2 separate regions of the Homo sapiens genome follow, and region 1 is linked to region 2. The links are chromatin loops, found by intact Hi-C in ENCODE. Cell type or tissue: Caco-2. All regions are shown on one strand. Links, peaks and the distances in the headings refer to the core of each region. The heading gives the core; the rest is flanking DNA.

Region 1 (7,991 bases), core at 1,454-6,453, 90 kb before region 2:
CCACACAAGTGCCTGCAGCAAACTCCTGCCATGTTTCCAGCCGGAAATGTCTTGCCCTGGTCAGGTATTAATAGCTGCCTCATTTTCAGATTCTGACTCTGCATAGCCCTGTTGGAATTATACTGAATGGAAAACTCCACTTGGCTTTTCATTGCTGATTAGGACCTGGATGCTGTGCAAGAAATCCCCCATTTGTCAATTTAGTAGTTCAAAGCCCGGTTCCTACCTAATGCGGTTCCTGGCTCAGGACCCCAGGACTCCAGCTTCTGTGCAATATCTCTGATTTTTGCTGTTCCGGGAGGGAATTTTAAATGAGTATGAAACAGAAACCTAAGAATCGTTATTTATTAAATGAGAGTGTTGTTTTTCTCATGTATAAATGACAATGTAGTAATTATACATCACTGATATGGTTTCTATAATATGAGTAAGGCTTGCCCAAATCAAGCTTGGCATCAAAAGCAGGATTGCGTATGCAGTAGGAAAGCAATGTGTGGCATTGGAAGAAGTACTGAACCAGCAGCGAGGAGCCCGTTGTTCAACACAGGGTCTGGATCTGCCGCTAGCTTCCTATGACACTGGGGACAATTATTTCGCTGTCATGAGCTTTAGTTACCTTGTTAGATAAAGGTGCCAAATTGTACTATCATCACTAAGCAGCTTTATATCTATCTTCAAATTTACATGTTTCTGTGATGTACATTCATAAGGAAGAAGGTTTTATCACCATCTACATATATGACGATATGTACTTACACAAAACAGGAATTATTTTTTTCCTAACTTCTTTATAAAGTCTGAAATCTTATACATTGAATGTATTGCTTGAACTTTCCAGAGTTCCTTAGCATAGCATCTAGGGTTAATACTGTTTGCTAGTATTGGACTAGATCGAGAAAAAAAAATAATAAAAAGCTTTGGGATTATTTTAATTAGTTTGTTTTTAAAAGAAAATGAATTAAAATTCAGACCTAAATCTAAGCATTTTAAAAATACTTTATTAGTCCTAGGAAAAAAACAGAACTTAATATTATCATCTATATTGAATCTGAGTTACTTTTATCCATATACTTGGCAATGACTAAACTCTGTCCTGGCAATATTGAGACAAGGCCTTCGAAGAGCCAGTTTTCCTTCACATGGGTTATCATATAGCCCTGTGCTGCCAGGCAAGGAATGTGCAATAGTTTCATTCCTTCCCTCACTTTCTTTAATCACCTGGTTTATCTGATTTTTTTTCATTGAGATATCAATTGAATGCCACGTAATTTACATTTTAAAAATGTATGCATGCTTTAGTGGTTTTTGGTACATTCAGAAAGTTTTGCAAACATCACCGGTATCTAATCCCAGAACATTTCATCCCTCCAACAAAACAGTCACTCCACCCTTATCCCTCTCACCTCCTTCCCCAACCCTTGATAATCACTACAGTACTTACTATCTCCGGATTTGCTTATTCTGGACATTTCATATAAATGGAATCATACATGTGGCCTTTTATATCTGGCTCCTTGCACTTAACATAATGTGTATGAGGTTCATCCTTGTTGCCACATAAATCAGTATTTCATTCTTTTTTATAATTGAATGGTATTACAGTTGCATTCTGTAGAACTATCACACTGTATTTATCCATTCATCACTTGATAGATGTTTGGGTTGTTTCCACATTATGAATGATGTCACTATGAACATTTGTGCACAAGTTTTTGTGTGGACATATGTTTTCATTAATCTTAGAACTATACCTAAAAGTGGAATTTTTGGATTGTGTGGCAACTGTATGTTTAACCTTTTGAGGCACTGCCAACCTATTTTCCACAGCTTCTGCATAATTTTACATTTCCACCAGCAATGTATGTGAGTTGCAGTTTTTCCACATCCTCATAAACACTTTGTCATGTCCATTTTTAAACTATAGCCTTTATAGTGGATGTGAAGTAGTATCTCATGGTCATTTGTTTCTTTGATTCTTAAGCTAGTAGTTCATTTACTTAAAACTCAAAGTACTCTAAGAAATCATATTTCAGTATTAATATAAACATAATATTAATTTATTGCTATTCATATTATCTTACTATCTACAACCACCTTTCTACTCCAATTTTCTTTGGGGGGTGTTTTCTTGGACTTTTTTTTGAAGGGGGGGTTGAGATCCATTTCACTGTGTCACCCAAGCTGGAGTGTGGGGTGTAATCTCTGCTCACTGCAACATCCACCTCCCTGGTTCAAGTCATCCTCCCACCTCAGCCTCCCGAGTAGCTGGAAATACAGGCATCTGCCACCACACCCAGCTAATTTTTGCATTTTTAGTAGAGACGGGGTTTCACCATGTTGGCCAGGCTGGTCTTGAACTCCTGACCTCAAATGATCTGCTTACCTCAACCTCCCGAAGTGCTGGCATTACAGAGGTAAGCTACCACACCCCAGCCTACTCCAGTTTTCTTAGTCTCATTTTTCTTCGTCTATAATGTTGGAACTATTCAAAAACAAGCTGGGTGCAGTGGTACACACCTGTAGTTCCAGCTACTTGGGAGGCTGATGTGGGAGGATCTTCTGGGCCCGGGAGTTTGAGGCCAGCCTATGCAACATAGCAAGACCCCACCTCTTACAAAAAGAAAAAGAAAAAAAAGGAGAGAGGGAGAGAAAGAGAGAGAGAGAGCACTCTCTACAAATAAGGAGATTGGCATGGGAGTATCACCTACAAGGACATGGCTTCAACCAACCTATATTCATTAATATTCCTATATTCATTAATAACTTAATTCCAGGTTTGCTTGCATTAAATCATGGGAGTCTCACACTGAAATTCTTCCAGTTCATGGAGAGGAAGATGGTGACTGTGGTGAATATGTCTGACATGTAGGACTCCTGTTTAATTGCAGCTGAAGAAGATGCAATAGCATTTGTTTTTCTTCTGCTGATCTCAGAAGGGGAGAAATTTCTTCCTTCCACACAATACATTTTGTTCATGTGACATGTTAGGATATGATTTTATTGTATTGATTTTTAAATCTCATTATAAGTCACTAAACAAGACTCAGGCAGAAAAGGTGAGCCTGAGAGACTGTGATTGTGAAGCAATGAATGTGAGCTCTGGCATTGACTCAGTAGTTTCTTAAATGTGTATTTGAATTAATCACGTGACCTTTTGGTTTTCTCACTTACCAAATGCTGGAGTTGAAGTACAGGATCTTACAGTTTCTTCTGAGACTAGAACTCTCATTCTGTGTTTCACTGAGGTCAATAGTAATAGGAATTAATACTATTAGTAATTTTCTTCAATATAATAGTAATTTTTTTCTATTATTCCTGGGCTTTTTACCTGAGATTTTGATTACTAAGGAAAAAAATGTTTTAAGGAAATTAGAGAGGAAGTTACTGACTTTAGGAAAAGTGGTGATTTTCCTGACCAAGCTGTGGCTGTGTAATACATTTGTATATACAGAATAGTCTCTTCAAAAGCACCTTGTGTGCCTGTGTTTGCTGTGGTTATATTTGATTTTGATTTCCAGGATAAATTTTAGTTCCTTATTTACATGTTAAGGGTGAGTAAATGAGGAATGGCCAATCACTTTAGTTTACAAAACATATTGCTAGGATCGGAGCGCAGACTTGGCCACAGTCCTGAATGATTTTAACGTAGCTTCAAGCCTGAGCAAGTTATTATCTCTGGGCTGAAGGTTGGCTAGAAAGGCAATCATGTTTTTTGATTTTGTATGATGAATCTTTGTAACCAAAGGCTAATAGAAACTATGTGTCATTGCCTTTCATTTGTTCTTAACAGAGGACATGGATTTCAAGCTTATTGGATTTAAGCATTTGCTGATTCACCTTTAAATCATTTCTCTTTTTTGTGTCTTTTTTTTTTTTTCCTACAGGATGTTTTCACTCCAGAATGCAAATTCAAGGAATCTGTGTTTGAAAACTACTATGTGATCTATTCTTCCACACTGTACCGCCAGCAAGAATCAGGCCGAGCTTGGTTTCTGGGACTCAATAAAGAAGGTCAAATTATGAAGGGGAACAGAGTGAAGAAAACCAAGCCCTCATCACATTTTGTACCGAAACCTATTGAAGGTATGAAACCAACTGACTGTCTTTGTTGGACCCTTATCTGTGTGTTGACATCAATTCTGCTTCTTGCCCTTTTGGTCCAGAGAGTTTGCCTGGAATGCAACAGATCAGAAGAAAGATTCAAAAGAAATATTCAGAGAACACAATAGTATCTCTTCCTTTTTTTTTTTTTTTTTCTTTTGAGGCAGAGTCTTGCTCTGTCGCCCACACTAGAATGCAATGGCTCAGTCTCGGCTCACTGCAACCTCCTCCCGGATTCGAGCAATTCTCCTGCCTCAGCCTCCGTAGTAGCTGGGAATCTTTTCCTATTAAAAAAAAAAAAAAGGAAAATTCTATTACAAATACTTGGCACTTAAAAAAAATGCCTGAATATAGAAGCCGGAAAAATTTTGAAAGTAGAAAAGAAGTGGTAGTTACTATCTAGTATGCAGTTTCCTCCTTTTCTAAACCTAATAATTTCCTTTCTCAAGATACACCCTTGAAAAACAAATGATACTTTTATATTTACCGTATTGCACTGTATCCTTCTCAGGTGAGCCTATAACCTTTTCTCTCGTAATCATTTAATTCTCTGTTCATTTATTTCAAACTGACCATTAGAATAAACTTTTTTGTTTTTTTTTTTCTGAGGAAACCGATTTTTGGCAGCTAGGCTATGTTCCCTCAGAAATTCCTTAGCTAGGATGAGAGCATATCATTTGGGTAACCACATTTCCTGAATTCAGCCAAGCTTTCTACTACAGGCTGAGTAAGCTTGTTTCTCCTCTGAAAGTCACATTATAATCACTTTAAACATTGGCTCAGCATCCTCGTCTGAGGAAATGAGAAAATTGAGGCAGTGCATTGCAACTCTGTGGCTTAGTCAAGCTTGCTGTCCCCTGAATATCTCATATGGCATGGTCAGTCAATCAGTGTACACAATGCCTGGTGCATAGTACATAGCACGGTGACTGCAAACATTTAAGTCAATACTATCTTCCAATGTTCCAAGCACTGGATGAAATGTGATATTCAAAGCCCCTAGCCCCTCTCAGGACCCTCTTCACATGCTGTGTATTCAGCACATGAAATGAACTTTTCTTTCCTGCAGTATATTTTCACTTTATTTATTTATTTATTTGAGATGGAGTCTTGCTCTGTCACCCAGGCTGGAGTGCGGTGGTGCAATCTCGGCTCACTGCAGCCTCTGCCCCCTGGGTTCCAGCGATTCTCCTTCTTCAGCCTCCTGGGTAGCTGGGATTACAGGCACACACCACCACACCCGGCTAATTTTTGTATTTTTAGTAGAGACAGGATTTCGCCATGTTGGCCAGGCTGGTCTCAAACTCCTGACCTCAGGTTATCTGCCCACCTCGGCCTCCCAAAGTGCTGGGATTACAAGCGTGAGCCACCATGCCTGGCCTATTTTCATTCTTATTGGGCTCATTTTGTTCATCACCCCTGCTCCTTTAGTTTTTATCCATTTATCTCATCTGCCTGGAAAATGTCTATTAGTCTTTGGAAAAAAATAATTCAAGAGTCAATACTTCCATGATGGCCTTCTTGACTTTCTTCAAGTAGAACTAAACATTCGGTCAGCTTGTCATTGCATACATTTCTCTCCCATAGAAATTATGACATTAAATTTGCCCAATGCCACTCTGTCTCCTCTTATTCATGGTTAGCTCACTCTTTGAATGAACAGAACATGTTTTATTTTTCTTCATATCTCCCTTTGTCTTCTATAATAGTTGGCATATCATAGAGAGATATTTGATAATCAGTTGTCTGAAAAGTGAACATGTGAATGAATTAATGAATAGAAAACTATAAAGACAAAGAAGAATATATGCGCCAGAGAACTTTATGATATTCTTAGAGGTGTGACATATGTTTACTCAGAGCAAAAGTAAAATGTTAAGTGATGCAATATATAGGATTTATATTGGGACTCAGAGAAAAAGGCTATTATTTTCCCAAAAAGTAAGATATCATTGAGAAGCTAATATTTAAACTTACCTTCAGGGCTAGGCCAGGTTCCTGCAATTTGAGATGAGAGGTAGGGATTAGGCAGACAAAAACATTCCAGGTGCAGTGTGAATAAAGGCAGGAAAGTGCCTGCTTCTTAGGGTTAAGCAAAGGGTACCTGAGAAGTAAGTAATATTTTCACAGGGAAATATATGGATTCTCAAAAATGAAATGTTTGATGAATTATGCTCTTAATTATTGCATCATTTTTATTTGTTCATTTACATTGATTTTCTTCTTGTTATAAAAGTAGTACAAGGTCATTAACAATTTTGGAAAATTTAGGAAAGTATGAAGAAAAGAAATCCACGTGTTGTGTTTATTCCCTTTACGGATAATGCCCTTTATATTCAACTTCACCCTCATGACCCCACTTAAAAATACACCTAGGCCAGGCTTGGTGGCTCACGCCTGTAATCCCAGGACTTTGGGAGACCGAGGTGGGCGGATCACGAGGTCAGGAGTTTGAGATCAGCCTGACCAACATGGTGAAACCCCGTCTCTACTAAAAATACAAAAATTAACCGGGCGTGGTGGCACGTGCCGGTAATCCCAGCTACTCAGGAGACTGAGGCAGGAGAATCAAGGAGGTGGAGATTGCAGTGAGCTGAGATCACGCCACTGCACTCCAGCCTGGGTGATAAAGCAAGATTCTTTCTCAAAAAAAAAAAAAAAAAAAAATTTTATATATATATATATATATATATATATATATATATATACCTATAACCTACCCTCCTAATTTTAGCTGCTATCTGTACTTTGGTTAATCAAGTTTCCTCTTGGGTCTGGATGAGCATGTACGTGTACAACTGGACATTCCTATATGGATTAGAATTAAGGTTGTCTTCACACAACACAAACTCATATTAACAGCAGCTTAATCATATAAAGTTTTTTATTCTCTCACAAAACAAATCTAGAGACCAGCTATCCTAGCTGGTACTGTGCTTTTCCAATTGGTAGGGCCTTGGCTGCATCCAGCTTTTACTACCTCTCTCCCAGTGTTTTGCTACGGCTTATTTACAACTGTGCACTGCACCCGGAACACAACCACACATGCTGGCCCTGGATCTGCCCTTCTGCCCATGATCCAACCAGCATCTTATTCCAGCCAGAGGGCAGAGGAGAGGTGAAGAAGACAGAAGGAAAAGCCAGGGCCAGTTTTCTTTCCAAGTTGTCCATGGTAACTGCCATATGCTACTTATCGCACTGGCCACAACCTAGTCAGGTAGTCACACTTAGGTGTAAAGAAGCTAAGAATGTAGTCTTTTTTTTTTTTTTTTTTTTGATAGCCATATACCAAATAAATGTTCTGTGACTAGGGGTTATGGCACAATGGGTATTGAGACACTAAAAACTCTGCTTCAGGCTTCCATCCTCTTAATTTTAGAATATCTCTGATTTCCTAATTTTCTGATTGACATCTTTTGGTAGATTATCGTGTTTTTACTTTATGTTATTGACTGATCCTTTAGAATGATTTTCTTTTTGTTCTGGGAAAAAAAATGCATTCTAAATCAGATTCACTAATACTTTGATTCACTTCCAAGGATTTTTGTCTCTCTAGGTGTGAAGCATATAGAATATGATGATAATTACTTCCAAAAATGAAAAAAAAAACTTAATTGGTTTTAGGCCAAACACCTTCTCATTCCCTATAAATGTCTTTATCTTTTGTCTTAGGGAACTAACTTTATTGAACAATCTTAGCTAACAGTTTTATAAATGCTTACTCTGTGCAGGTGCTATTCTAAGCACGTCTCAATTACTGTCTCTTACTTTCCATTCCATTTGTACGAAGTAGGTTCCAGTATTATCCGCATTTACAAATGTGAAAAATGAAACACAGAGATATTGAGTAATTTGTCCTAAATCATGCAGCTAGCAATTGGCAAAGCCAG
Region 2 (8,667 bases), core at 1,729-6,728:
ATCCACCCGCCTCGGCCTCCCAAAGTGCTGGGATTACAGGTGAGAGCCACCGCGCCCGGCCAAGCTCTGGACTCTAATTGATAAAACTGTTTCCCATGGGAGTATGAGTTAACAATTCTGAAATGGCTGCACATATATACTCAAAATGGACAATTAAGCAAATGTATGGAGAACGGTAAGCATCAGATTTTTCACTTTTGAAGTGGAAGGGTACAGATAAGCAGTAGGAGGAGGTTAAATGATCCAGTGGTAACAATCAGTCAGAAACATCAGTATAATCTCATTTTTAGTGTAATGTAGACATATGTGTTTAAATACAGAAATATTTGTAGATATGTGCGTGGAGTTAGAATATACACCGTAACCAGTATTAGCTGAAAGTAGCAGTGAGTATCCCAGTAGCAATGAGCACACTAGTGCCCTGAATCTGGTTTCTAAACCCATTATCCAATAACAGGAGCCAAGGCTCCTTCAATAAATGATTGATTCTAGGATTGGGCAGGAAATATACAAGATGGACCTGGAGCATCTTGTGGTGTCAGAAAGGAGGACAGTATTCAAAAGCAAAACAAAAAACAATACGATGATAGTGGTATGCCAAAGAGACACAGGAACCAACTGAAATTGCTTCCAATGACCAAAGTTAGAAAACTTTGAGCAACAAAATAAAGCAATATTAGTTTATAACCCAAAGTGTAAAATTAATATCAATGATTCTATACTGATATGAATAAATGATTGAGTAAAAATAAATGAACGTGGGAGAATAGACAAATCTTCCATTCAGAACCTCAAATAATTTATGTAGAAAGCCATACTTAGAGGGCTGGAGCCAAACTCCCCACACCTCAAGGGTAGCCTACACATAGTGACTTCCTTCTAAAGAGCTCAATATGGAAAGGGGAGGGGAGGAAAGAGTAACATTGGAACTAGACGAATTGATGAAATAGGAACCTGACAAATGCTGCCGCATCCAGGTAATCAAGTTTACCATCCACAGTGATAAATCATGTGCATAGTATGTACTCTGGATGTGAAACAATACAAGTGGTGCTTTACCTAACGGATCATCCTCTCAAAAGCCCATAACCTCAGTCTATTCATGAGAAACTTCCCCAGTTGAGGAATATTCTACAAAACTCTTGATAACGGCACAACTTAAAACTGTCAAGGTAATCAAAAACAAGGAAAGACTGAGAAACTTTCGCAGCCAAACAAAGCCTCAGGAGACTTGACAACTAATTGTAATACTGTATCACAGATGGGATCCTGAAACAGAAAAGGAACTTTAAAGTAAAAACCAAGGAAATCTAAATAAAATATCAATTATAGTTAATAATAAGGTATGTATATCAGTTTAATAATTCTAGTTAATATACAACACTACTGTAAAAAGTTAATAATAGGAGAAATTGGGAATGCATATGTGAGAACTCTCTGTATTATTTTGGAAATTTTTCTGTAAGTCTAAAACTGTTCTAAAACAAAAGATTCATTTAAAAATAAGCTTATCAACTTTTGCAAAATGTCATTCATCCAAGAATCTAATTTAAAATTGAGAAGTCATTCTCCTCTTTTTTATATTCCTCAGTGACACATGTATCACCAAGTTCTAATTTCACTCCAATTTCTTTCTAATTTATTTTTTTGTCTCAATGTATCATGTTTGCTCCAGTTCTCATCATTTCATCATGTCCTCTGAGACTAGGGGTCCCAGCCCCCTTGACATATGTCAGTACCTGTTAGCAACCAGGCCACACACCCAGAGGTGAGTAGCTGGTGAGCCAGCAGAAGCTTCAGTTGTTTTTACAGCCACTCCCCCGCTTGCATTACCAGCTGAGCTCCACCTCCTGTCAGATCAGCGTTGGCATTAGATTCTCATAAGAGCTCAAACCCTATTGTGAACTGAGCATGTGAGGGATCTAGGTTGTGCACTCCTTATGAGAACCCAGTGCCTGATGATGTGCAGGCTGCAGCTCTAAGAGGCTGCAGTTCAAAAAGTGGCATGTGCTCCTCTTTTGGCTAGCACCATAACTAGACAAACTGATGAAACAGCAGAGCATATTGAGGCACAATTGTTAGAGAGGATGAATGAGTCACAGTGGTACACAATCCAGGTTGACAAGTCTACCGATGTTGACAACAAGGCAACAATGCTTGCTTTTGTGCAATGTATTTTTCAGGAAGATGTTCATAAAGATGTGTAATATGCACTTGCATTGCCATCCAACACCATAGCTGCAGAACTATTCAAGTCTTTGAATGATTACATATCAGGAAAACTAAATTGGTCATTTTGTGTCAGTATATGCATGAATGGAGTGGCTGCCACGACTGGGTGGCTTTCTGTTTTCACTACTGGGGTCAAAGAAGTCACTTCTGAATGTGAGTCTACATGCTGTGTCATCTATAGAGAAATGCTGGCTAGCTGAAAAATGTCACTTGAACTTACCAATGATTTGCAAGGTGTGATTAAAATTATCAACTGCATTAAAGTGCATGCCCTTAACACATGTCTGTTCCTGCAGCTCTCGGAGGAGGTGGACACAGAGCACATATGTCTTCTCTTATACACATAAATGAGAAGACTTTCTAAAGGCAGATGATTGGCCAGAGTTTCTGAGTTATGAGAGCTACTTCAGAGGTTTCTTTGAGAAAAAGTCACCATTGGCAGCACATTTTAGTGACACAGAATGGATCACAAAACTTGCTTATTTGTGTGATATTTTCAACCTGCTCAACGAACTCAATCTGTCACTTCAGGGGAGAACGACAACTGTGTTCAAGCCAGCAAATAAAGTGGCTGCATTCAATGGCAAATTGAAATTATGAAGGTGATGGGCGAACATTTGAATTTTTGACACGTTCAAACATTAGCAGATAGTTTGAAAGAGACAGGGCTTTCTTTCTCCCAGCTGGTGCATAATCACCTATCTCAGCTTTCAAAAGAGTTTGAGCATTACTTCCAACCACAAAAGACCCCCGAACTGGGAAGGAATGGGACCATTACCCATTTATGAGTAAGCCAGGTGAATCAACTTCGTCTGTTCTGCCAGAGGATCAACTGCTCGCGATCACAAATAATGGTGGCCTTAAAAGTATGTTTGAGACAAAGTTAAATCTCCATATGTTCTGGATTAAAGTCAAGGGGTAATATCCAGAGATTGTCACAAAAGCACTGAAAAGCCTACCTCCATTTCCAACATCCTTTCTTTGTGAATCAGGGATTTTTGCAGTGACAGCAACCAAACCGAGATTACAGAATAGACTGGACATAAGCAAAACACTTAGGGTGTGGCTGTCTCCCATGACCCCCAGATGGGACCATCTAGTTGCAGGAAAACAAGCTCAGCGCTCCCACTGATTTTCTACATTATGGTGAGTTGTAGAATTATTTAATTATATATTACAGTGTAATAATCATAGAACTAAAGTGCACAATAAATGTAATGCACTTGAATCATGCCAAAACCAGCCCCGCCAACACTGTCTGTGGAAAAATTGTCTTCCATGAAACCAGTCCCGGGTGCCAAAAAGGTTGGGGACTGCTGTCTCACACTATCTGAAGTTTCCTACCTAGCTGCATCCCTACCTGTTGCATATTAATAATTGTATTAATTAATGTGTTAATTGCTTAGAAAAGAGTGGAACTTGAAAGACATTACAAACTTTTTTTTTAAGGCCATTGATTTAATAGGTTTGATGGTCCTGGGGTTATTTGGGGGGGAAAATAAAGTGATGATTAAGAAGACAATATTAATTAAGCTGTTTGCTTCCTGCTTTGGTTCTATTGCTACACTTAAGCCGCTTATCTTCCTTATGTATTCCTAGATATATTATTTCCCAAAGTTCTTTGCCAAGATACAAATTATGTGATTGTCTTCCAGTGTCTCATGAGAACTTGTTTTGAAGTTAGGGCATTTAGGTGATTGGCTTTACCTATTCATAGTTTGGGATTCAATGTGCTCCCAAATATGTAATGTAGAACATTCATATTACATATTTGATAATCTATTGACCTTCCAAGAATTATTATGTAAGTTACTAATTATCATTGTTTCCTGGAGCTAGAATGAATTCTTGATGAAGTAGCAAGTAACAGAATGATTAATTTCAATATGTATCTTTTAATGAATGCTCAAAGGTAATGTAGACTGTTTATGATTACTTTTTGTGGACTTTCACGTAAGAGAAATAAATATCCATTGATTGCACATTAACAAAGCCAGCCTTTTTGAATTACATGTGATTATATTTAAATTTGGTCTAAAATCCTTTTTCAGTTTTGTGTTAGACCTTCATAGTTACAGTACGTCCCTGTGACAAAATATGATTCACCCATAAATATATATGTTAATTAATATTTTGGGGGAACACACTTAATGCATAAAATGAAGTCAAGCTACATTAGCTATATTAGTTGCTCAAATCCGTAAAACCACATCTGTCCTCCAGGTAAAATGTTCATTGATTTTTTGATGTTTAAAAGATTTTGTTTTAGGATCTGAAGCTTTGTGTTTTCAGTTGTTCAGAAGGTTTGACAAGGAAGCCTGAGGGAATAGTGAGAAAATATTTGATTTTGAGGCTCAGATTTTTCATCTGAAAGGGAGTTAAAATGGTATCTACCAGGAACTGCTCTAGCAGACATCAAACTACAAGGTTGAAAAAGCAGCCTTTGATTTGTCTTATCTTCCTGGAAGGCATGCTTATCAGAAAAGATTAGGAGTGCTGAGTTAATGCTACCAGCAGGACTGCCACCCCTGAAGCTTTCATTAACCATCTAGGACAACCTATTCTTTTAGCATTGTGAAACAATTGGTAATGTGCTTTATGTTTCTCAATCTAACAGCATTCGTGAACATTCCCTTTGGAGACAAAAGTAAAATCTGGAGCCATAAAAAGCAAACAAGTTCTGATGAAAAACAAATGAAGAACTAAGATGTCTGTAAATAAGATAATGAAGATAATGAAAGGGAGAGGCTGGAGTAAGAGAACCGTGCACCTAAGAGGAGGGAATAGATGATTTTGGCAAGCAAAGAGGAAAAGTAAGGAATGAAAAACAAGTGCAAACAAAAGGAAGGGTAGAGGTAAATTAAGAAAGTGTTTAGAAAACAAATAGTGTGAGACTGAAAATAAAAAAGGACAAACAATATGAGTGGCCATAAAAGGTGGAAAGGAAAGGGCTAATTATTTAAAAGCTGTTAGCGCTCTCAAAAGGCAGTGAAACTAAAGGTGGTAGTAATCCTCAGAGCCCCAAAACCAAGAAAAGCTAGCTGTGATTCCCCTTACTTGCTTCCAGCTTCTAGCATTTAGACCTGGAAGCCTTTCTGCTACCCAAAGTGCCACGTGTTGGGTTGAAGCAGGCTGCCTCAGGACAACCAGTCACTCGGAGCACTTGCCTCCATATCCAGGCTAACCAGTGTGTTGGTATAAGTGGTTTTCAAGTAGCTGCCATGGGGGGAAAATTCACAGGAGGAAAGGGGAAGGGGAAGAGGTCAAATCACCACTGAGCAATAGTCAATCAAAGATGAAAACTGGAGAGTGATAATGTTGCTGGGTAGTCATAGCATTCTTTTTCTTTCTTTCTTTGTTTTTGTTTCATAAGAAGTTCAGATGGTATGCACATTATGTAATTTTGCAGCAATCAAACAAACCTTTTCTTCCCCTTCTCCTTACCTTCTCCAGTGTGGCACCGTTATTTTCTAAATGCAAGGGTCCGATGAACAGGCCAGAAGAAGTTCACTAACCTCCCTCTACGCTTTCAGTCTGCTTCCACCTGTTAAACATAGGAAAATAGTCAACAGAAGCATTCTGCACCAGGGGAACATGGGCCAGAGGTCAGAGCAGCCTTTTCTTTTCTCTCACTTGAACGCTTTTGAAGAAAAAGTACTGCTATTGAGTCATGATTCAGCAGGGGCTGTCATTAATGGCAGACCAAACAGCCAGGTGCCACAGTTTGCCACTGGCTTCCAGCCTCCTCATCCAGCTGCCAGGAAGTGGAAAGGGTAGTAGAGAGGGATGGCTCACTGGAGTAGAGCCAAGAGGAGTAAGAGGCTGACAGGCACCTTTCTGCTGTGAAGAGCCAGGCTACAGCTGGGCCCATCAAACAGCTCCATGGAGTACCTACATTGTAATAAGAAAAAGCAGGAAAGAATTGACCAGGCAAGGTTTTTTTGGAACCTGAAACACATTTTTCAAGGTGGCACAAACAGTGGAGCCTCTGAAAGAATAACATGGCACGTCAAGCATTCTGATCACTTAACTTTATTATTGGCTTTTGAAAAGGAAACCAACTACTAAGCATGCAAGCTGAAAATTAAAATAATAGAGATGATGAAATAACATTTGTTAATCATGCTGAGCACACTACAAAGTGAGGCAAACAATGCATTCTCAAGCTCTACAATTTAGCCATTAAAAAAATAGTAAGGAGGTTTTTTCTGTTCTTTAACTTTAAATGTTAAAAACACAGTCTTATGTCTCACCACAGCCCTTTGAGGCTGACAGGGTAGAGATTATTGGCCCTTTTATGCAGAAAAAGGACCTAGGATCAAGAATGATTGTAAAACTGTAATTGTTCTCCGACCATGAGTTCATTATTTGCTCTTTCTCCCTTGCCATCAGAGCCTGTGGTTCATCTTCTACATAAAATTGGATATGGAAGGGAAGAATCATTTTTCAGCTGCAGCATTTTCTAAAGTGCTATCACTAGACCTGAACTAAAGCTGAGTTTTTGATGGGGACAGGTCACTATTTTTTCTGTCTTTCATGCTGATGTAATGTGTCAATTTAGCCCAAGTCCTTCTATTTTCCAGTGTAATCACTGAATTTCTATATGATCTTGGGCTTTAGGTTCCATTTCCAGGAAATAAGAGATTTAGGAAATTTTTCTTCCTTATGTCTTGCCTCCCCATCCCCCCATAGTCCTGACCCTCTAGGTTCTGCCGAAGCACTTTAGCAGTCTCATGGGTGAGAGCAGGAGCTGGGGAAGGAGCACGAGCAGTGCTGGTTTTGGACCACATATCACTACAGCTACTGCAGCCCTATTTTTATCTGGTTGATAGGAAGTGCCTTTCAGTAAAATTTAGCTTAAAGAAAGGGCACTCTCCTTTGAAACATAAAAGGTTTTGAAACCACTAACCCGATGATTTCCAAATTCCTGCCAGCTTTGATATCACATGATTGCACGTCTCCAATCAACATTTTTAGGTTTAGGTTGGAGTGTGCTAACTCTTTCAAAATACAAGGATCTTGCTGGATACTCTGATAAAAGGCCATAAATTTGAGATCAAAGCATTCTAACTTTTATAACAAGGAGAGGTCACAGCATGTGGCAGCTGAAGGGCATTCGATTTGATTCCCTATTTTTCTTTCATTGGCCAAGTCAGTGGCTGATGAAGTAGAGAATGAGGAATTGCTTTCCTCATTCTTTGCATCTGCTGCAGTGAACCTGTGCTCTCTTCCCTCTAAGACTTAGTTTCTCATCTATAAAGTGGGTTAATAATACCTATGTAAAATATCATTGCAAATAGCAAATGGAATAAAACATTTAATGTGCTTAGCATAATCCCTTGGCAAATTTTGATGCTCAAAGATTGTTAGCTCTCTCCTCATTCATTCCTCTGACCTAATCCATCCTAAGGTCTTTAACAACATGTTAATTAGCCTAGTCCATCTTTTTTTTCCATTTTTGAGATAATACACCATTTTTATCAGCAAGGAATATTCACTCTTAAAGATGTAGTCAGGTATTAAAAACTCATTCAGTTATAGAGAACAGGCAAGTAATGTGAATTGAAAAAAAAAAAAAAAGTCCCTAATGCAAAGTGACAGGGATTGGTTTAGACTGTGGCTAACTGCTTCTTTTACCTGGCTGAGCTTTGCCATTGGACCTAGTCAGTTAAGAGAGGCTGGATATCTGCATTCTCCTCAGAAATTAGCCACTTAAAAATGTTGGTTCATTTTCTTCAAACCAAAACACCTTCATGTAGTGACTTTGGCAAGCCTAAGGAGTGTTTATGGTACTAATTTGGAGTGTGGGGAGTTGGATGAGAAGATTCTGAATTTATTTTATATGTTTCAAATTCACACTTCTATACAATTGTCCTTGAGGTCCTTGGGTGACTGGGTCAATAGAAGAGCCAAGAACTGACCCTGAACTTTTCTTTGTATCCACTTTTGTTCTCCATTTTCTAAATGACAGCTAATTTAAATTGAGATTATTTCAAGGTCTGAATTCAGGGGTCAAGTAGATAGAAATAGAAAAGAAGACATGGTATGGACTTTTAATGGGTAGTTTTCAATAACTTATGCAGTCCAAAAGTGAACGAGTTGTCCAAACACATCCACTTCCAGGGAGTCCTACAGGAGCTGCTAGTTGTACATATTAAAGTTTCAGGTCTAGAGAGTTCAGAACTGAAACAGGTTAGGATTGTCAGGCCTCTGAGCCCAAGTTAAGCCATCATATCATCCCCTGTGACCCGCATGTACACATCCAGATGGCCGGTTCCTGCCTTAACTGATGACATTCCACCACAAAAGAAGTGAAAATGGCCTGTTCCTGCCTTAACTGATGACATTGCCTTGTGAAATTCCTTCTCCTGGCTCATCCTGGCTCAAAAGCTCCCCCACTGAGTACCTTGTGACCCCCACTCCTGCCCGCCAGAG

What was found. Peaks named below come from ENCODE experiments on the same cell type or tissue, not always from the same donor. Only the 100,000 strongest peaks of a DNase experiment are listed, where the experiment ranks them.
Region 1: it touches region 2 in a loop (12-fold over the local background); 1 of 110 quality-filtered maps calls a loop at or near these places.

Annotation. Positions count from the first base shown.
Region 1 is chr3:192,166,550-192,174,540 of GRCh38, reverse strand. FGF12 (fibroblast growth factor 12) reads left to right here. Exons shown (of 6, transcript NM_004113.6): 5 at 3,885-4,083. Among named protein-coding and RNA genes, the nearest start is that of FGF12-AS1, 68 kb to the left of the region's middle. In Caco-2, for the core only: no CTCF peak of the experiment used is centred there; no DNase peak of the experiment used is centred there.
Region 2 is chr3:192,076,624-192,085,290 of GRCh38, reverse strand. No RefSeq gene overlaps it. Among named protein-coding and RNA genes, the nearest start is that of FGF12-AS1, 160 kb to the left of the region's middle. In Caco-2, for the core only: no CTCF peak of the experiment used is centred there; a DNase peak (open chromatin) is centred at 4,750.